Linked DNA regions of Homo sapiens: region 1 is linked to region 2. A link is a loop called in an ENCODE intact Hi-C map of the cell type or tissue named here. Cell type or tissue: GM12878. All regions are shown on one strand. Each heading gives the region's core, and the rest is flanking DNA. Links, peaks and the distances in the headings are about the cores only. Region 1 overlaps ZNF710 (zinc finger protein 710). Region 2 overlaps IDH2 (isocitrate dehydrogenase (NADP(+)) 2).

Region 1 (8,328 bases), core at 162-8,161, 58 kb after region 2:
AAGCGGGTGGGTTGGCTCTTTTTACAGGCCACCAGCTGTTGGGTCTATGTCACTCACGAGGGAGGGCCTCTTTGGACGTTGAGGCGTGTTCTCACATCACGGGTCACCGCCGACCAGCACCTTCCTGAGTTAGCCAAGACCCAAAGGCTGGGTGCAATATACGTGCCCTAACCTGGATTTAGATTTCCTGTCCTTCCTGGTTGGGCCTCTGTTACACACCAGATCGTGCCGGCAAATGCCCACACACAGCCCTCAGTCTAGTGACCGTGTGTCTCCCAAAATGTCCCTCTGCGATCACAGGTGAGTGTTCCCTGTCCCCCTTCTTTGTCTTCCCTTCTCCTGCTGTCTCTCAGTACCTAGCGAGTCATGACGAAACCTGAAATGGGGTCACCTTTACGCAGCAGCTCCTTTTTCCTTCTGATCATCCAAACGCTAGATAATGAGAAACGCCGGGGAGCAGAGAGGCTGAGTGGAGGAAGACTGATTGGTTTATTGATTGATTGATTGAGCGAGTCTCAACCTTACTCATCTACTGAGCGCTCAGTCTGTGTGGAGCTCAGTGGTGTGGGCTGGGATTATAAAGCGACAAGGACCAGTCCGGAGCCCTGAGGTGCTTGGGGCCAACCTAATGCTGCCTGGAGGGGGTGGGGGGGAGACACAATGGATCAGGGAAAGAAAACCCTTCCTTTCCATCTTTATCTGGAAAAGGCTGTTATTTCGCTGGAACAGGCCCCAGGAGGGCCTCCGAACCCAACAAGGAGGCTGGAGAGAAGGGGGGGCATGGAAAATACAAAGAGGCACAGGGGCCGGGCACGGTGGCTCTCGCCTGTAATCCCAGCACTTTGGAAGGCTGAGGCGGGTGGATCACCTGAGGTCAGGAGTTCAAGCCAGCCTGGCCCACATGGTGAAACCCCATCTCTACTAAAAATACAAAAATAAGCCAGACGTGGTAGTGGGCGCCTGTAATCCCAGCTACCTGGGAGGCTGAGGCAGGAGAATCACTTGAACCCGGGATGCAGTGGTTGCAGTGAGCTGAGATCATGCCACTGCACTCAAGCCTGGGCAACAGAGCGAAACTCTATCTCAAAAAAAAAAAAAAAAAAAAAAATCAAAAACAAAGAGGCATGGGGCAGATATTTAACCTAGCCACCAGCAGCCTATAAAATCACTGTTGTGCTTCCATTTGACAAAGGCAAATCCCACAAATATTTGTTGAGCACCTACCATGTGCCATCCAGCTCCTGTGCATTCCTAGGGAGATAGCAGTGCACAAGACTCGGTCCTGCCCTTAAGAACTTATGGTGTTGTGAGAGCAACAGGCAAGAAAACAGGCAATTTTAATTTGGTGTGTAAAGGCTGCGTTAGAACAAGAACAGAGGAGGGGCAGACTTAGAGAGGCTGGAGGTTCAGGGAAGCTCTTTCAGAGGAGGTGGCATGGAGTTATTTTAATATATTAAAGTGAACAAAATTTTCATTTGCTTTGAAAAAGATATAAAGAATTTCACTGGTGGCCAGGCCCAGTGGCTCATACCTATAATCCCAGCACTTTTAAGAGCCCAAGGGAGGAGGATCGCTTGAGCCTGGGAGTTTGACACCAGCCTAAGCAATATAGTGAGACCTCACCTCTACAAAAAATAAAAAAATTAGCCAGGCATGTTGGTGCATGCTGGTAGTCTTAGCTACTCTGGAGGCTGAGGTGGGAAGATCACTTGAGCCCAGATGTTGGAGCTGTGATCATGCCGCTGCATTCTAGCTTGGGTGACAGAGTGAGACCCTATCTCTAAAAACCAACCAAACAGACAAACAAAGAGAAAAGAAAAGAATTTAACTGGCAAGATACCTAGGTGTCTAGAAAAAAAAAACAGAATTGATCAGTGAACCAATAGATAAACATCCAATAGATGTTTTCCTAATCTGTTGGTGTATTAGGAGGAATCAGAAGCACAGAGAAAAGTAACGCAGTGAGAACAAAAGAAACAATAATGAACTCTTGTTTTAAAGAAGTAATCGTAGTTCAGTGCCATGTTTAGCAGTGAATAGTATTTATACTGTGGGCTTAACCCAAAATTGCGACCTAATGATAAAACTAAGAGAGGAGGAGGAGGAATGATAGGGTGGTGGAGAGATAAGTCCTCACTTGCAACAATATGGAGGCAAAAGATAATGTCCGAAATTGATAAATCAAGAAATCACTGGAGTAACATATTATTTCAGAACATGGACGTAAATAACAGGAAGGAGGAAGTAAGCAGTTTGCAAATGGTTAACTGGCTGGAGGGCTGGAGTTGGGGAGCGAGGTGGGGCGGGGCCTGCTGCTTTAGCACTAGAAGCCCATCAGTATTGTTTGATGTAAAAAAAGATGCATATATTACTCTGATAAAAAACAAAATTAAAAGCAAGCAAACAAGCAAAAAAGGCTTGGTAAAGGAGTCACTGTGAAGTCAAATCGGGATCACTGTGAACTCCCGGAGCATTAAGCCAAGAAACAGAAGGGGCACTGTGCTTATGAACTGATGAGAACAGAAATTCCTTCAAGAAAGAACAGAATTCAGGGAGCTGCTGCCCAAGGTGACACATTTGGGTGGAAGAGGCTGGAGGGCTTGTACCTTGCAGGGAAAATCTGCGGAGTGTTCACATGTGGCTTTAACAACCCCATCCGGAGCACTAAGGACACCTCCCTGGAGACTGGGGGATCTGGGTACCAGGGTTTCTGCTGTTGCCTAGAGCTGGGGACCAGATCCTCAGACACGACTTCCTCAACAAAGGCGGTATGATCTACGTGCAGAGGAGGCAGTGGCCACAGTGCACAGGCCTGAGGCCTGGGTGACCTCACCCAGCCACAGCCCAAGCTGGCATGGTCATCCAGCAGTATGGCCACCATGCACAAAGTGCCCCCAGGCTCTGGTTCTCACTGGCATGCTGACTGTTTCCTCACCAGGCACCTCTGCTGTACATTATGGTCTTTCCTAATATGTGATAGCAAGATTACACTTGTCCAGAGATCTCTTCTCTGGCCACCTCAAATTTCCCCCAAAAGACTTAGAGAACTGCAGAGCATATGAAAAAGTTGAGAGTCCAGAATGAAACAGATGTGGGTGACTCGAAGAGGGGACTTTGGTGTCCCAGGCACTTTTTTCTTTATGGGACAGCGCCCCTTGCTTGGAGGCTTTGGACTCAGTTCTAACAAGCACGGTTATCCAGTTTCCCAGACCACGGCAGATGCAGAGGAAACCCAAGGAGGTGAAAGAGGTGCCACTCGCTGCTGGAGGCTATGATGGTGGCTGGCTAGGGTGCAGGCTGAAAATGACCCAGTGACAGTTTATGGCCATTAGGGGTGGGGCAAGCAGCTTGGACACCTCCATACCTGAGCTCAGCACCGAGGGCTCCTAATCATGACTTGCAGTCATCAAGATGGATTGGACTGTATTAGATTACATTCAATACTCGGTTGAGCACTCAGCCAAGCACGTATTGGATCCAGGAGTGAAATGAGGTGAGACCACCTCATCCAGTCGTGGGGCAAGACTCCCAGCTGTCACTGCAGAAAGCCCCACAGTGGGTCACAAGGCAGGGATCTGGTCCACTTTTGCCTAAGATAGTGGACCTGGGCATGGCCTCAACCTCTCAGAATCCCACCCACGAAATGAAGAGAACATCTGCCCTGCCAGTGAAATCATCAGGTGAAATCATCTGTACACATCAGAAGCACTTTTTTTTTTTTTTTGAGACAGTCTCGCTCTGCCATCCAGGCTGGAGTGCAGTGGCACAATCTCAGCTCACTGCAACCTCCACCTCCTGGGTTCAAGCGATTCTCCTGCCTCAGCCTCCCGAGTAGCTGGGGTTACAGGCGCCTGCCACCACGCCTGGCTAATTTTTGTATTTTTAGTAGAGATGGGGTTTCACTATGTTGGCCAGGCTGGTCTTGAACTTCTGGCCTCAAGTGATCCACCCCCTCTGGCCTCCCAAAGTGATGGGATTATAGGCGTGAGCCACCTCACCTGGCAGGAAGCATTTTATACATAACATGTCATGTTACCAAAGCCATTGCTTTTTCTGGGTGGCTGGACAGGATGCCCCACAACACACACAGGGACAGACAGCCAAAGAGATAGCCTCTCTGCCTTAGGACTTTCCTGGACACAATGAAGCAATTATCAGGTGAGTTTTGAAACTATGCAAACTTAACCTGAACATATTCGATTACACAAATCTATTGTGTAACACAGCTGGCCTTCCTGGACTCTTCAAAGCCAATGTCTCACACACACACACACACACACACACACACACACAGAGCAGGGAGGCTGTTCTAGATTAAAAGAAGGTAAAGAAACGCAACACCCAAATGTAATGCATGAAGATTTTTGGATCAGGAAAACAGCCATACGAAAACATTTTTGGAGTTCAACTGGGGAAATATGAATGGGTTGTAGATTGGATATTATTGGACAGTGGTAATTTCTTAGGTGTGATGATGGCACCGTGGTTGCAAATGGGGAAGTCCACACTCCTGAAAGATACCTGCTGACGTACTTAACGGTGGGCTGTCTGCAACTCACTTTCAAATGACTCAGCAAAACCACGTGAAAGAGAGTGAGATAAAGAAAACGTGGCAAAATGGCAACAATGAGTGAATCTGGACGAAGGTTCTTAACTTTTCTGTCAAGTTTGAAAATTTCAAACTAAAGAGTTAGGAGGAAACACACCACGTGGGTGAGTTGTGACTTATTCTTTGTGTCTGTGGGGCCAGCCTTTGGCTTGTTTCCCAACCTGCTCCATGATGAAAGTGATGCACTGGTGATAGAGAGAGGGGCCTGCTACAGTGCTCCTGATCTGCATGGCACACATAGAAAATCATATTTGGACCGTACACTGGGGTAATCGGGCAAGGCTGGTCCAAACCATCCACAGACCCACCCAGCCCAGCCGACTGCGGGTCGAGGGGAAATCAGTACCTGGGCACCACTTAGCGGCCCCAGCACTCACTTTGGTACAGCACCCTGGCTGGAAGGCCAGGCCTGTGGTTAAAGGGGAGTAGACACCAGACCCTCACTGCCTCTTCACCTCCTCATCAAGGCCTCCCTCGGGGAATTCGTCTCTCCCTGCTCAAGCCTGTCTCTTACAGCTCTGGAAGCCTAGCGACCGTATTAGAATACTCTATGCTTAGGCCCACTGCTCCCTCGAGATCCAGAGTTCTTTGAGGGCAGAAGCCCGACATCCCTCATCTTTAAGCACAGATTCTGGCACCCCACATCCAAAGGTCAGAGAAAGAGATCCAGCCTGCGATGCTTATGAGTGCTGAAGATGCTCTCATAATTGTGGCATGCTTGGGTCAGAGATCATTTCCTCAGAAGCATTCCAGCTCAGCCCTCACTCCATCCTAGCTGGTGGTGTCCAAGGCTGAAAAGCCCAAGCTCTGCTACCCAAGCTCTGAGTACCACCAGTGGTGGTACTCGCTGGTGACTGAGACTCAGTTTCCTCTTCTGAACTAGGTCCCTTCCAGCTGACTCTCTAGGGACACCTATGCTTAGTGCTCCCCTAGTTCCTTCTGTCCAGGGGCCTGGGGCTGACTGAGCAAGGCAGCCTTCCCATCAGTGGAGAAAAGCCCCAGTGGAAGGAGCGGTTCCTGACACTTTCGAAAGCCCTCCTGGGGATTCCCAGTCCCAGTGGCCCTGGGAGGGCAAATGCCAGTGCCAACACCCAGGCTGGACCAGGGACTTTCTTCCAAGGGAAGGGGAGAACCAGGAAGAAGGGTTGGAGAGCTAAACTTAAAAACAGCGTGTGGGCCACCCGGGGAATGAACCTGGAACAACTTTGATAATTTTTAAAAGCCCTTCGAATAACTCCAGTGTGCACCAGGATTGAGACACTCCACCCCCACCCCGAGCCCCTGCCAGGTCCTCCAAGCTGAGCCAGGCTTTGAACCCAGCCCCACTTCCCGTCCTCCCCACCATGCCTGACCTCCCATCTCCAGCCTGACCCTGGAGCTGGCTCTTGCTTGTGCTATTCTCCTGCTCTCCACCTCTCCAGAATTCTTGCGTTCTTTGAAATGTGCTTGAAGTGCCTCTTTAGCAACCTGGGCTGCCTCTCTAGGAGGGCCGGAGAATTCCCCGATGTGAACTGGGAACAGTGGCTGGAGATGGGGTCACCGAGGCAGACAGAGCCTTGAAGGCCATGTCTGGATGCCATTCTCAGGCATGGGAAGCCAGAAGTAACACGATCCCATGCATGTTGCTGAAGACCCTTCTGGTTCCTGTGTGAAGAGGATGAGGGGGGCCAGGACTGTGTCTTGGGCTTATCTATTTAACCCTTTCCCATGCCCTGCCCCACCCCCAGCTCGAGGCCTGCATGGGAGCCACAGACCTTGGGAATGATGGCCAGGTCTGTCACTAGAAATAATGGAGCAGGCTTTCTTTCCACTGCGGCCAGTAGGACTGACAGCTGAATGTGGGGAGGAGGTGGTGAGTGATGAATGCTCACAATGAGAATTCATTCCAGGCTCCCAATGGGGAGAGACCATCTGGACAGAGCCAGAGGCCACTGAAGGGACGTCCCTCGGTGGGGAAGACGCTGGCTCCAGCCACTTCAGAGAGAGGCTTCGGAAACCCAAGGAGCACTCGCCTGGTGTCATTCAAAGGAACATTAAAATCGAACAGCGCCAAGTGAATGGAAGAGAAATGTTATACAGCAAACCTGTGAAAGGGGTTCCCCCAGATAAAAGCAAGGGAAAGAGGGAGAGAGAAACAGAGGCGGAGGGGGTGGGGGGCGGGCGGCAAGAGTGGAGGGGAAGAAAGGAGGAACGGGAGGGGAGTCTCAAAGCTTTCTGAGTTCACAAAGAAAGAAGGAAACAGGGTAGAGAAGAACAAAAAGGAGAAGGTGAAGTGCTTGCGCTTCGAAGTGGAAGTCACTCCAGCTCTTGAGAAAGCTGCTTGTGGGGCCGGATGGGGCGAGTGCGTCTCAGGATGCCAAGCAGCTCTTCTACCAAAGAGGACCCAATCCTGCCACCCTTGGAAGCATGAGGACTTCACAAGGCTGGGAAACGCTGACTCCAGGCTGCCTTGGGGGCATGCAATGGTGCCACTGCCTGGGGCCCCACGTGTAGAAGGAAGGGCTCACATTTGGTTTCGTGCTCTGCTGTTCTTTAAATTTTACTGACTTTTAAACATGAGACCTGCATTTTCATTTTACACCTGGTCCTGAAAATTATGTAGCCAGTCCTGGCTGACCTTTCCAGAGGACATTTTTGCTAGAAGGCGGGTGCAGGAAGGCAGCAGGCTGGCTCCGCTGCTGATCGCTGTTTGCTATCCAAATACACGTCCCCATGTTGTTGACTCAGCCACCAGGTATTAGGAAGTGCGGGGCTTCCCGCCCCAGCTAGAGAGCCCGGCCTAACTCAGATGAGATATGTGAGTGCTGGAAAGTGTCATCATTTAAGAAGCTACCAGGGTCTGCCGGATGTTAGGCACAACATGGTCCTGATCCTGTCCCGGCACATAAGAAGCACGATGGTGCTGAGGCCCGAAAGCCAGCCTGCTAATACCCTCCTAGCCCTGGGAGTCCTGCCTTCCGCAGCCAGCTCACTGCACAGGCAGCAGGGGCAACTGTGCAAACCTGTCCACCAAGAGCTGATGGGCTCATGGGTCCAGAGTGGAGATGTCACTGCTGCAGGAGCCGGACGGCCAATGCTGAGCCAGGCCAGGAAGCCACAGCAAGTCAGTGACGCCCAGCAGCCGGAAGCTGGGGTGTTTGAGACCAAGACCATTGCCTCATGTCTCAGCCCCCACACCATGCCCCAGGGCCATTGTGTGGTTGCCAGGTCCCCACGTGAAGTGGTGAGGCAAATGCGGTCAATCACCATGGCCATGTGCCTGTGCCCAGCCTGGCCCAGCCCCCGACATCCTCCAGCAGTGCTCCCCTTCTCTGCCTGGTCCTTCACTCAAGGGATCCAAAATCCCAGTACTATACGGGCCTCTTTACCTTGCTAGAACCTCCTTCTGATGACGGAAGGCAGAGGCCCTCCAGACACCCCTTCTACCAGCAGGGAAGCCCTGGGGCTCCGGCCATCAAGCCTCTTTCTCTGAGTGAACAGAGGGTCCTAACAGCATCGTTTCTGGGAGCTTGCAACTCAGAAGATCCAAATCTCTTCAGCCCGACCTTGGGGCGATGTGGAAGAGGTCTAAGTCCCCAACAGGCGCCAGGTGTGCAAAGGAAATGCACCTGCAGGCAAAACCTGAGGCAGGTGGAGCCGGGTGCCCCACCCACGGCCAGAACAAAGAAGGCTCAGAAGGCCTGCAAGGGTGTCCTGGGCTCTAGGGTAGCAGGAGAGCA
Region 2 (8,328 bases), core at 230-8,229:
AGGTCCCTTGGCCCTGCCTAATGCCTGTTGCCATGGAAACCCCTATCCTAATCTGGCCAGGAGCCCCTTGCAGTGAGCCAGGAGAGTGAGGAAGAGGGGATGGGGCCCGCTGGCCCTGACCTGGCCAGAGGAGGTAATGGTTAACCGGATTGTGGGAGCAGCTGACTAGAGCCGGGGGGGTAGGGAGGCTTGGGCCCCAGTCCTACCTTCCCTGCCAAGGAGAAAGGGGCATGTCTGCTTTTGTACCTCTGGGAATCTACCTCAGGGATCTGCCCAACAACTCCCAGGTTCCAAGTGCCCCAGGACCCAAAGATTCCCATATAGCACACCACCTTCAGCAAAAATATGGTGGAAGTTAGCCACATTCTTTAATTCTCCCTTTTTTTCTGCCTTGATGGTAAAAAAAAAAAAAAGAAACAAACAACCCGAAAAACACACACAAACAGGAACACAAAGCGCCTTTTAAGGGTCCTGAATTTGGATACAGAAAAAGCAGTCAGTTGCAGGCCCTTCTAGAAGTCCCCATGTGGGTTGGTTATGAATGGGGAAATTGCTTGGTGTTGGAGTTGGACATCAGACTCTACAGTTGCGACTCTGCCAGCTTGTTACCTGGCAACGCAGCTGGAGACAGAATACTTGGCATTCCCCTTGATGACAAGGAAAGAATATTTTGGGGCTAAAAGAGCCCCGTGTCTTTGCTGCCTGGTAATTCCTGCACGCATCTTTTCCTATTTTGCAACGCCATAGGCTTCCAGCGACTGCTGGTGATGTTTCTGGTAAGTTAGAGCTTGGGGCAGTGCGGACCAGTTCTGTGAACGGCTCAGTGGCAGAATTACTTATCTAGCCTTCCTTCACTCCTAACCCAGAAACTTCTTAATTCTTGCCCCTTAAGTGTGCAGATCTTTCTGCCACGTCAGATAAGGCCCTAGCTGCCCTGCCAGAGCTGATTGGGGTGGTTGTGTTTAGGCCTAGTAGGTACTGAGGAAAAGCCTCTTTGGAATGGCTGAGGCCTGCTCCCACATCTTCTGTGTGAAGTTGAGGGCCCTTGGGCTGGTTCCATTCAGGGTATGAGGTGCTGGAAACTGCTCTCAGATTACTGGAAGCCAGGGTCTGTGGCCTTCCCTGGGGTTTATACTCTGTAAACCCATGTTAAAAATACCAGCAGATTGCAAATATTAGTACACTGTAGGTTGTAAGCTTCTTCAGGGCATGGGGCCTATTGCTGGAGAGAGATGCCACCCGTGTACATCTGGTGCAGGCTGCTGGTAAGAACTCACTGGCCCCTGTGTGGCAATGCATACCAGATGGGTGAGAGGGGAGGAAACACATTCAGTGAAACAGAAGGTGAGGGCAGGGCAGCCCTGACCACAGATGGAGTTGACTTCAACTTGACCTTTATTTATGTCTTTGACAAAAGTAGTATACTCCTACTTTGTGCCAGACACCATGCCGGGTGCTGGGGATAGAGCTGGGAATAAAACCAGCAGAGACTCTTTCAAAACCCTTAGGAGCTCAAATTCTGATGTGGGAGGGGGCAGACAGTAAGCAAGATAGATGTTGACTAGTATGATATATGGGTACAAGAGCTAAGGAAGGCCAGGCACTGTGGCTTACACCTGTAATCCCAGAATTTTGGGGGGCTGAGGTGGGAGGATTGCTTGAGGCTGGGAGCTCCAGACCAGCCTGGGCAATATAGTGAGACCCCATCTCTACAAAAATAAAAAATAAAATTAGCCAGGCACGATGGTGCATGTCTGTGGTCTTAGCTACTCAGGAGGATCATTTGAGCCCAGGAGGTCAAGGCTGCAGTGAGGTACAATTGTGCCACTGCACTCTAGCCTGGGTGACAAAGCAAGACCCTGCCTCCCCCTTCTCCCCCCAAAAAGAGAAGAGCTAAGGAGAAACAGGCAAGAAAGGTGTGTGCACAAAAGTTTGTATAGGGCAGCCAGAAAAGTCCTCACTGAAGGAATCGCTGAGGAGGGGAGGAAGCAGGCCATTTTCGGTATTGGGGGAAGAGGGACTCGCAGGTGCCAAGGGCATGATGGAAGAGCAGAGAGGATGGTGCGAAGGCTGGCTCAGCAGGCACCAGGTGGAGTGACAGGATGAGGTTCGGCAGTGGGGTCTGTAGAGGGCTCACAGGCCATTTTTGAGAGCTTTCGCTTTTACTTTGCAGGGTTTTGAGAGGAGTATCGTTACCTGATTTCCATCTTATCGGGAGCATTCTAGCTTCAGGGACCTGGCAAGAGAGGATGATGGCTTGGACCTGGGTGGTGGCGCTGGGGATGGTGAAGAAGTGGTTGGATTCTGGATATATTTTGAAGGAGGAGCCAGTAGTGGGGAAAGGTTCCAATTCAGGCGATTTTACATAAAAATCTAGATACGCAGCAGGCACTCACTTATGGCAAGGGTGGGCTTGTCTGAGGGTGGCTTCTGGTTTTGGTGGTTTGGATGTGAGAGAAGGGAAGGAATGAAGGATGACACCAAGGAGTCTACTAGAGTTTGTTCCAAAATGGCTGTTCTGGCCGCGTGCGGTGGCTCCCAGGACTTTGGGAGGCCGAAGCAGGCGGATCAGTTGGGGCCAGGAGTTCGAGACCTGCCTGGCCACCATGGTGAAACCCGGTCTCTACTAAAAATACAAAAATTAGCTGGGTGTGGTGGCAGGCGCCTGTAGTCCCAGCTACTCAGGGGCTGAGGCAGGAGAATTGCCTGAACCCAGGAGGTGGAGCTTGCAGTGAGCCGAGATCACGCCACTGCCCTCCAGTGTAGGCGACAGAGTGAGACTCTGTCTCAATACATACATACATACATACATACATACATGCATGCATACATACATACATACATACATAAAATATACAAAGTTGCTGTCCTGCCTTCTTGAGCCCCCAGGAATTGGAACCTTTCCCCACTCTCTGATCTTTTGCTGGGACATGCTGACTGAGCAGCCTTTCTGCTGAGAGCATGGGTAGGAATGTGGAGGGAGCAGTTATGCCTGGGGCTGGCTGCCTGCGGCTGGACCTCTAGCCTCCTGCTGGGAGCAGCAAGAAGCCAGGGATGTGTTTTGAAATCCTTACTTGGTATTGGGTGCTAGGAGCCCCAGACAGGGAGGAGAGTCAGCCTAACGTGCCTCTGGTGACTGGTGTAATTCCATCCTGCACTCTCGCCAAGAGGACAGTGTTTGTGCAATGCATCAGCTGAAGATTCGTGGTGGCTGTCACTTCGGAGGTTTTCAGGGAGGCCTAGCTGCTGCTCTGTGTATTTCAGGTAGCTTGTCACCACTTATCTCTCAGAGAAGGGCAGACCATGGCTGTATCTCCACCATACAGGCTGAACAGCAGACAGGGGTCTCAAACTCCAGTGCCCTGGGCCACACTGGAGGGCACTTGGCTGTCATGGAGTGAAGGGAGAGGCCGCCTTCAGCCCAGCCCATCCTTGCCATGAGTGAGTGCCTGCTGCATTTCTAGATTTTTATATAAAATCTCCTGATTTTTTTTGACTGGTTTAAATTTTTATTATTTTGGTAAAAAACGTATAAAACTTACCATCTTAGTCATTGTTCAGTGTACAGTATTGTTAAGTACATTCGCACTGTTGTGCAGACATTACCACCATCCATCACCAGAACTTTGTCACCTTGCAAAACCGAAACTCTCTACCCATGAAACAATACCTCCCCACTTCCCGTCCCCAGTCCCTGGCAGCCACCTTTTTACTTTCTGTTTCTATGAATTTGACTATTCTAGGTACCTCATGTAAGTAGAAGCATATAGTATTTGTCTTTTGTGACTGGTTTATTTCACTTAGTTAGCATAATGCCCCCCAGGTTCATCCACTTTGTAGCAGGTGTCAGAATTTCCCTTCTTTTCAAGGCTGAATCATATTCCATTGTATGTAGATAACAGTAGTCCCCCTTATCCTTGGAGGATGCATTTCAAGATCCCCAGTGGATACCTGAAACTGCAAAGCCTGTAGATACTATGTTTTTTTCCTATACATACAGATCTATGATAAAGTTTAATTTATGAATTAGGAACAGTAAGAGATTAGCAATAATAACTAGTAATAAAATAGAACAATTATAACAATATACTGTAATGAAAGTTACATGAATGTGATCTCTTAAAATATCTTACTGTACTGTACTCACCTATTTTCAGACTATGGTTGACTGTGGGTAACTGACACCACAGGTAACTGACGTCATGGAAATAAAACCTTTGATAAGGGGGGACTGTATCACATTGTCTTTATCCATTCATCTGTGATGGACACGTGGGTTGCTTCTATCTTTTGCTGTTGTGAACATTGCTGCTATGAATGTGGGCATACATATATCTCTTTCAGACCCCGCTTTCGATATTTTTGGATGTATATACAGAAGCAGAATTGCTGGATCATATAGTAATTCTTGTCCTTTTCTTTTCTTTTTTTTTTTCGAGACGGAGTCTTGCTCTCTTTCGCCCATGCTGGAGTGCAGTGGCGCGATCTCAGCTCACTGCAAGCTCCGCCTCCCGGGTTCATGCCATTCTCCTGCCTCAGCCTCCCCAGTAGCTGGGACTACAGGCGCCTGCCACCACGCCTGGCTAATTTTTTGTATTTTTAGTAGAGTCAGGGTTTCACTGTGTTAGCCAGGATGGTCTCGATCTTCTGACCTCGTGATCCACCCGCCTCAGCCTTCCACAGTGCTGGGATTACAGGTGCGAGCCACCGTGCCCGGCAGTAATTCTTTTCCTTTTAGCTAAGGAACACCCATACTGTTTTCCACAGCAGCTGCACCATTTCACATTCCCACCAACAGGGCACAAGAGTTCCAATTTCTCCACATCCTTGCTAGCACTTTATTTTCTGTTTTGTTTTTCTTTTCCTGATAGTAGCTCTCTTAGTGGTTGTGAGGGGATAGTGGGGTGATATCTCATTATGGTTTTGATTTGCATTTCCCTGATGATTAGTGATGTTGAGCATCTTTTCATGTGCTTGTTGGCCATTTGTATATCATCTTTGGACTTGAAATGTCTATTTAAGTCTTTTGTCCATTATATTTATTTATTTATTTTGAGATGGAGTCTTCCTGTTACCCAGGCTGGAGTGCAGTGGCATGATCTCTGCTCACTGCAACCTCCACCTCCTGGGTTCAAGCAATTCTCCTGCCTCAGCCTCCCAAATAGCTGGGACTACAGGTGTGTGTCACCACACCAGGCTAATTTTTTTTCTATTTTTAGTAGACACAGAGTTTCACCATTGTGGCCAGGCTGGTCTCGAACTCCTGACCTCAAGTGATCTGCCCTCTTCAGCCTTCCAAAGTGCTGGGATTACAGGCATGAGCCACGGTGCCCAGCCAGTCTTCTGTCCATTTTAACGTTGAGTTATTTGTTTTATTGTTGAGATTTACTGATTTTTAAAACTTGGTCACCAATTAAGATTTTTTTAAAAAACCAGTACCTGGAACAAGCAGAACAAGTCTCTGCTGGCCTTGGCTCATGTTGCTGTTCTCAGTTCCCCTGGGATGTTTGCTTCCAGGGAGGCCTGGGCACTCCTGACTTTGGTGACAGCCCTGCTTGCTCTCTCTCTGTTACCTGTAGGTTTCCCCTTCCACATTCACTGCCTCCGGGCAGGCACTGTTGTGTTTTAGGCATTTCAGTATCCCAGTGGGGTACTGGATAAGTGCTTAGTTAGCACCTGCCGGTGAGTAAATAATCAGGTCCTGTGGTCTCTGAGGGTTTGACACATCAGGTCTTTGATCTTGACCTTGAACTCTCCTAGCCATGCCTGCCTGAAGCCCAACCGTGGAGCCCAGGCTGAGGCTGAAACCTGAAGAACTGGCCCCAAGTGAGTCTCTCCTTAGGGCTCCTGATTATGATAGTTCATTTTTTTTTTTTTTTAACAAATTTGATTAGCTGTCCTCAAATTAACTCATAGGAGATGCTCCCCAGAACTAAACTAGCTCTGCAACAGCTCAACAGACTTTCCGCAGGTTCTGCAGCTCTTTCCACTCAAGCTTCAGAAAAAAGTGAAGGAATATTGTAGATTGGGTTCAAAATCCCCATCGCGTCTTGGGAAAGGCAGTAGAGCCAGCAGCCAGCCACCTTTTGTTCTCTAGGGAATGGAATAGTCCAAGGCTGTGTTTGTGTTCTGCTTCTCTACATCTGACCCACGGGTCTTCCAGAGGCTGCATTTGGGTCAGGGACCTGGGCTCTATCTTGCCTCTGATGCAGACCACACTCTCTGAGTCTCATTATTCCCCCTAAATGATCTCTAAGATTATTTTTAGATTAAAAAAAAAAAACAAACTCTTTGCATATCTTTGGAAAGTCAGTTGTTTGAGGTCTGTTAGGCTTTAATCACTTTTGTTTTAAATGTGCCGAGGTGGTTTCTAGGCCTGCTTTTCACAGGTATTCTGTCCCTTGTCAGTTCTTCCCACCCAGTTTTTTTTGTTTGTTTGTTTGTTTTTTTGAGATGGAGTCTCGTTCTGTTGCCCAGGCTGGAGTGCAGTGCCGTGATCTTGGCTTACTGCAACCTCCACCTCCCGGGTTCAAGCGATTCTCCTGCCTCAGCCTCCTCGGTAGCTGGGATTATAGGCACGTGCCACCATGCCTAATTTTTCTATTTTTAGTAGAGATGGGGTTTCACCATGTTGGCCAGGCTGGTCTTGAACTCCTTACCTTGAGTGATCCACCTGCCTCAGCCTCCCAAAGTGCTAGGATTACAGGCATGAGCCATTACACCCAGCCCCAACCCAGTGTTTTCAAATAATCATTCTCTTCCCTTCACCTGATTTGCTGTGTCTAATCTAGAGTGGAGCTGAAGACACATCACCACCTCTCTAAGGACTGTGTGTAACACAAGAGTAATTGGGCTGTAAGTGAGGCTGAGGAGTGCTGCTTTGAGGAAAGGGCACAGCTCTCAGCTGAGCTGGTGAGATTTCCCTGTGACTGAAGTTTTATTAGATCTTGTTCCCTGCTCTGCATTTGCTGCTTCTTCCCAGGCTGTGGGCAGAGGAGCAGGCTGGTGCCCCGGTGCCCCTATCTGCTGCAGGCTGAGGTTCAACAAGCCTTGTCCAAGGCAGCTGTACTGATTCATTGTTAGGTGGCCAGTTCCTGAGTTTTCTTTGAAATTCACTTCCCAGACTGTTGGGTATTCCTGCGAGTCAGACTCTCCTTCAGTAGCGTCCCCTGCCCCCTACCCTCCACTGGTCTCCCTGGACCTCTGATCAGCCCCTCATTGAGTCCTTTGATGCTTCTCTGGTAGGACTGACCCACCTGCGTCGGCTGGGATCAAGGGTTCTGAGTTCCATTCGCAGGTGCTGTAAGCCTGTCCTTCCTGTTGAATAGGGTCAGAGTCCTCGTGACTCTGCTGTTTTCAAGCTCTGTAACCTTGGGCAGTAAGCTGTTAACCTCTCTGAGCCTCAGTTTCCCACACTTAAAATGGAGATAATGGCCAGGCGTGGTGGCTCACGCCTGTAATCCCAGCACTTTGGGAGGCCAAAGTGGGTGGATCACCTGAGGCTAGGAGTTCGAGACCAGCCTGGCCAACATGGCAAAACCCCGTCTCTACTAAAAATACAAAAATTAGCCGGGCCTGGTGGCGTGTGCCTGTAATCCCAGCTACTCAGGAAGCTGAGACAGCAGAATCGCTTGAACCCGGGAGGCAGAGGTTGCAGTGAGCCGAGATCACGCCATTGCATTCCAGCCTGGGTGACAGACCAAAGACTCTGTCTCAAAAAATAAATAAATAAATAAATAAATTAATTAATTAAATAAAATGGAGGTAATGATACCTCCTTGGGGTTGTTTTTGGGATTAAATGGAATCACATTGTACAGCATTGGTACACTGTAAGGCACATAGTAGGCACTCAATACCTATCTATACTATTTCCTTTATCACCACAAGTTAGTTGAGGGCTCTTGGGTTGCACGCAACAGACAAAGTTAGTGACTGGTTAACTTGGAGAGGATTTTATTATGAGCTACACAGCGTAGCTCATAGAATTGCAGGGAAAACTATAAAGAACTAAGTCTTGGACAAAAGTAATATCTTGGCATGGGCCTGTAGCCCCAGCTACTAAGGAGGCTGAGGTGCAAGGATTGCTTGAGCCCCGGAGTCTGAGCCTGGCTTGGGCAACAGAGAGAGATAAAGAGACCCTGACTCTAAACAATAAGTAAATACATAAAAGAGGACCCAGGCCCTCCTTAGGAACTGGATGGCAGGAGCCCCTGGACAACCTCTTACTGATTTGGTGCTGGATGAGGCAGCCGCAGCTAGCCAGTGTTCTTTGTGTTGATCTCCTCTGCCTTCATATTCCAGGGGGAGAGGGTCTGACAGGCCAGAC

The links. A loop is a pair of places that touch in the nucleus more often than their neighbours do. Peaks named below come from ENCODE experiments on the same cell type or tissue, not always from the same donor. Only the 100,000 strongest peaks of a DNase experiment are listed, where the experiment ranks them.
Region 1: it touches region 2 in a loop (2.3-fold over the local background); 4 of 110 quality-filtered maps call a loop at or near these places.

The regions. Positions count from the first base shown.
Region 1 is chr15:90,034,673-90,043,000 of GRCh38, reverse strand. All of the region lies in intron 1 of ZNF710 (zinc finger protein 710), which reads right to left. Among named protein-coding and RNA genes, the nearest start is that of MIR3174, 32 kb to the right of the region's middle. RefSeq lists enhancers at 1-282, 2,090-2,384, 4,429-4,948. In GM12878, for the core only: no CTCF peak of the experiment used is centred there; a DNase peak (open chromatin) is centred at 4,540; H3K27ac peaks cover 4,334 bases.
Region 2 is chr15:90,093,024-90,101,351 of GRCh38, reverse strand. All of the region lies in intron 1 of IDH2 (isocitrate dehydrogenase (NADP(+)) 2), which reads left to right. Among named protein-coding and RNA genes, the nearest start is that of IDH2-DT, 4.9 kb to the left of the region's middle. RefSeq lists silencers at 14-103, 164-213 and enhancers at 1-458, 5,402-5,926. In GM12878, for the core only: no CTCF peak of the experiment used is centred there; DNase peaks (open chromatin) are centred at 2,124, 3,721 and 4,267; H3K4me3 peaks cover 3,867 bases; H3K27ac peaks cover 5,975 bases.